2 separate regions of the Homo sapiens genome follow, and region 1 is linked to region 2. Evidence: chromatin loops called from intact Hi-C (ENCODE). Cell type or tissue: IMR-90. All regions are shown on one strand.

Region 1 (2,500 bases), 52 kb after region 2:
CTGGTGTCTCTATAAAGGCAGCTTCCTAATTTCTTATCCTGGATTTAAGCTGTCACTAAGATCTTCCTTTTGCTTTGTCTACTGTATGATTATATGGACTGTTTATCCAGCTGAAGAAATATGTCTCTAAGACATAAAGTCTTTAAGTGATCCCTTTTGTAATAACCCAAATCTCTAGTAAGATTTTTTTTTTTTTTTTTTGGTGAGACTGGGTTTAGCTCCTTTACCAAGACAGGAGTGCAGTGGCAGGATCAGAGCTAACTGTAGCCTTGAATTACTGGGCTCAAGGGATCTTCCTGCCTCAGCCTCTGGAGTAGCTGGGACTATAGGCACACTACCATGCCTAGTTAATTTTTAAATTTTTTGTAGAGACAACATGTCACTGTGTTGCCCAGGTGGGTCTCAAACTCCTGGCCTCAAGCAATCTGCCCACATCAGCCTCCCAAAGGGTTAGGATTACAGGCATGAGCCACTAGGCCAGCCAGATTTCTATTATTTGACAAATATGAAGTCTCAAATGTCTTGTGGGATGCCTGCAGAGTATTCAAGGGATAATAGCAACTAGCCCTGACTAGGGATGGACTCCCATACTGGTAATGGCTTGTTCTTCTCTGACCTAAGGCAGATTACAAAGAGTCTGGTACAGCACCTACCAGCAAGCGCAAAGGTGCTCTTTGTTCAGGTTGTTGGGAAGTGCAATCAGGTGACCTTGTGTATTATTTGGTTACCGTAATTCTGGAAACAAGGAACTGTAGTCTATAGAACAGACACCTGGCTGTTCTGCAAGGCTGGATGCCTGTCTTCAGATGTTAGAAAATCAAAAACTTTATAATATGGGTATGCTGCTTGCTGCCTCCGAGAGAGGCACATCCATTCAAACACCAGGCATATCTGCTGTTGCTTCTGCCCTTCCTAAATCCACAATCTCCCTACAGAAGTGGTCCACAAATGACAGAGCCATTTCACAGACAAATCCTGTTTCCAGTGCAATGCTGCAAACATAGATTAAGTCATAACTTGGAACCCTTCCACTGAGAAAACTTACAAGAAGCAAAGCAACTTTTTAAAGCATAGCAAAATAAACATTTGCTCCATGACTTACTGAATTTGGCACATGAAAAATATGCACTTCCAGTAAACTTGGTGATTTAACTGAGGTACCGGCTTTACCTTCCTGGTTGCTCAAGGCCACCAGACTGCTCTGGGGGGCTGACCTCATTTCTACTTCTACCCTCTTCACTAAGTCTATTATTTGAGGCAAAGCATGTAACCTTTAGCTATTTTAGCTCCTCTAAGTGGGGCAATGCTGCTGGCTTTTACCATAGTCTTAGGAAAAATGTTGAATAATTATATTCTTTTCATGTAAACATTGTTTTGGTAGAACACACTGGAAAATTATGAAGCATCTAAATAATTTGAAAATGTCAGTTTGGGTTGAGGTGTTAACACCGGTTAGTCATCTAAAGAGATTTCCCTACATTGAGAGAATTTGTGGAAGGGGAGTGGAGGCATTGGAAATTTCAAATAAGAGATTTAATTCAACAAGAATTTACTGGGAACTCTGTGCCAGCTCTGTAATTAAGCTTTACAGGCAGTACAAAAGAACCAAGAGAGTGGGTCTTCAGGGAACTGGTTAGGGAACTGCCCCAGGCAATGTATGATGAGGTGCCAAATGAGTGAAAATATGGAATGCAATGAGGTGGGGGTTGCATCAGAAGATGTTACTATAAACTAGAGTGGGCATGGAAAGCTTCAAGGAAGTAGTCCATTTAAAGCTGGATTCCAAAGAAAGGTAAGGTTTGAAACATTTAAAAAGGAAAACAGAACTACAGATGGATATAGCATGGTAGAAGGAAGACGACAATGAAATAAGATCCCTCTGTATCAAATATGAACATAATCACTGCATGTGTTCATTTCATCTGATATACCTCAAAATAGTGCTTTCTAAGCTCTGTTGATCTGGTTACCAATGAAAAGCTCTAGCACAAAATGCATTCACTCAAAATAAATTTGGAGAATTATTTAAGGCCGTGCAACTCTTCTCCTTTATTCCTTTGAAAAAAATAATAAAGCTACCCTTTACTGAGTGTTTACTGTGTGGCAAGCACTGGGCTAAGCATATTATGTGTTATTTCATTTACTGGGATTTAGGGATGGCACTCTAACTGGAATTCAAACTTAGGCCTGTCTGATTCCAAGTCTAACTCTATGCTGTGATTTGCCCAAGACTAGTGTCGCCTGGATTCTCTATGGACCTTAGGGATTGTCAATGTACTTTCAGGGATCAGGCAACAGCTCTGTGCTGTGATGCTCCAGACTGTAGCTCTCACTGTATCTTCCAAGTATATTCCTGGCCCTTTCAAGGAAGTAATAGTAATAGCTACTTTTGGGGGGAAATGATATTATAATGCATGACCTACCCAAAGTGAATGAAATGCACTTTTAGAGACCACTGTTTGTACGCCATGTCAGCAGCAGAGTTTAAAAGACTCTCGTA
Region 2 (2,500 bases):
CCTTCCTTCCTTCCTTCTATTCAGGGTCTCGCTCTGTCACCCAGGCTGGAGTGCAGTGGCGCAGTCTCGGCTCACTGCAACCTCCCCCTCCCGGATTCAAGCAACCTTGTGCCTCAGCCTCCCGAGTAGCTGGGATTACAGGAGAGTGCCACCACACCTGGCTAATTTCTGTATTTTTAGTAGAGATAAGGTTTCACTATGTTGCCTAAACTGGTCTTGAACTCCTGGACTCAAGTGATCTGCCCACCTGGCCCTCTCAAAGTGCTGGGATTGCAGGCATGAGCCACAATGCCTAGCCTGGGGTACTTTCTTAAGTGGAGGATACATTGGTATATGTTGTCAGTAATTTTCTTCCATATTAACCGGGAAGCATAGCGATCTAGTTGAGAGACATAAAGGGGAGAGAGTTCTATAGCTTCCATGAAATATCCCTGTAACTTTATTTTGTTAATTGCCCTTTATCACTGCAGCTGGTTACAAGTAGATCTTTCTGCAACCAAAATAACCCAATTACAGTACCATTCATGATTTTACAGTTTAGACTATTAATATTAAAAACCACTTGAACTTTGTCTATTTCATATTATAATAGGGCCCCAATGGCAAAGCATCTATTATTTTGTACTTTAAGTGATTTTCTTTTTCCTAACTTCCCAAAGAAATGGCGCAAGTAAAAGAATTTATAAACAACATCTGTCTAGCTCATGTTATTGGTTATTTGTGTGAAAATTTGTCTTATTACTCACACAAGATTTTTTTTTCACCTTCTGGAAAGGAATAATCTACAATTTCCTGTAAGTAAAAAAGCCAGGGAATATTTTTTTATTCTGATCTAAGTTATTCCTTCACTTTTAATTATTACAACTACTATTACCCTATCCAGCCAGAAAAAAAGTCTGACCTCATATAAATAAAGCTTTAGAATAATATTGATTTAAAAAGTTTCAATAGTAATGGTAGGATAATTTAAATAAAAGGGACTGTCATACTCCCACATGAAATATAGATAAAAGAGTTAATAAGATAAACCTAAAAATAAGTTTGAAAAACTATAAGATTAATTGAATGGGTACAAGCAAAGACTAAGAAATCCAGCAATATTTCCCTCTATTTTCTTCTCCAGTAGTGTTTCAGATGATTCTGAATTCCACAGGAAGTGGTAAGATCTTTTCATGATCAGTTTTTCCTTTTGTTTCTGGGGAAGGATCATATCTGGCTTAGTGACGTCTATTGTAAGAGATTGTTTTTCAGAATATTTTAACTCATCTTTTGGGTAACTGATCTCAGGTCTGAAAATTGCAAAATGTTTCCAAATGCAGCTTGTTCCTTTGAGCATTCCTCTTTCATAATTCTAGTTATGAAACTAGTAACTCAGGCTATCTGTCCTGGTGCAGGGGATTTACCTTTTCATCTCAGGAAATTTTGAAGAATTTTATACGTGTATCAGAGTATCCAAAATTATTGTATTAGTCTTTTATGAAAAATTTAAGTTCTTATTTCTGCTTCTATCTCCTCTGGGATTTTCTTTATTGTGTCGTTTGTATTGCTTCTTGCACTTGGTGTGAATTTTTTTTTTTTTTTTTGAGAAGGGGTCGTACTCTGTCAACCAGGTTGGAGTGCAGTGGCATGATCTCAGCTCACCGCAACCTCTGCCTCCCAGGCTCAAGCTATCCTCCCACCTCAGCCTCGCGAATAGTTGGGACAGGTGTGGGCCTCCATGCCTAGTTAACTTTTGTATTTTTAGTAGAGATAGGATTTCACCATGTTGCCCAGGCTGGTCCCGAACTCCTGAGCCCAGGTGATCCACCCACCTGGGCCTCCCAAAGTGCTAAGATTACAGGCATGAGCCACCGAGCCCTGCCTTGCACTTGGTATGAATGCTTTATTATGGTAGCCAGTGGTGATTCTATCAGCTTATTTCACCCTCAGTTTTTATTCCTTGCAAAGACTGAAGAAATTAACACAATCTAGGGCAACTATTTAACTTTAGAAACATTTGATTTTTTTTGGAACTCAAGATAGAGTGGTGAGTCAGCAGGGAGTAATACACTTGGTTCGTGGGAAGAATAGCTTTGGGTGGGCTGAAATGCTAATGCCAGAGCCAGGTGTGGTGGCTCACACCTGTAATCTCAGCACTTTGAGAAGCTGCAGTGGGAGGATCGCTTGAGCTCAGGAGTTTGAGAAGAGTTTGCAACTTAGTGAGACCTTGTCTCTATAAAAAAATTCTAAAAAGTTAGCCGGGCATGTGGTGCATGCCTGTAGTCCCAGCTACTTGGGAGGCTGAGGCAGGAGGATTGCTTGTGCCTGAGAGGTCAAGGCTGCAGTGAGCCATCATTGTGCCAGTGCACTCCAGCCTGTCCAGCAGAGTGAGACCCTATCTCTTAAAAAAAAAAAAAATAATGTCAGAGATAAAAGGCGGAGAGGGAAGCAGGGTGGCTGGAGTGGTAAGGGAAGTGCATGCCTAAAGATGCACACTGGATTAGGGTGGTTCACCTGAGAT

The links. Hi-C counts contacts between places; a loop is a spot of excess contacts. Peaks named below come from ENCODE experiments on the same cell type or tissue, not always from the same donor. Only the 100,000 strongest peaks of a DNase experiment are listed, where the experiment ranks them.
Region 1: a loop joins it to region 2, with 2.2 times the contacts of the local background. A loop is called at or near these places in 15 of 110 quality-filtered maps.

What each region holds. Positions count from the first base shown.
Region 1 is chr5:91,125,242-91,127,741 of GRCh38, reverse strand. The region is part of intron 87 of ADGRV1 (adhesion G protein-coupled receptor V1); the gene reads right to left. Among named protein-coding and RNA genes, the nearest start is that of LUCAT1, 190 kb to the left of the region's middle. In IMR-90, no CTCF peak of the experiment used is centred here; a DNase peak (open chromatin) is centred at 1,051; H3K27ac peaks cover 1,318 bases.
Region 2 is chr5:91,177,406-91,179,905 of GRCh38, reverse strand. The region is part of intron 6 of LOC107986432 (a long non-coding RNA gene); the gene reads left to right. Among named protein-coding and RNA genes, the nearest start is that of LUCAT1, 140 kb to the left of the region's middle. In IMR-90, no CTCF peak of the experiment used is centred here; DNase peaks (open chromatin) are centred at 705 and 1,205; H3K27ac peaks cover 455 bases.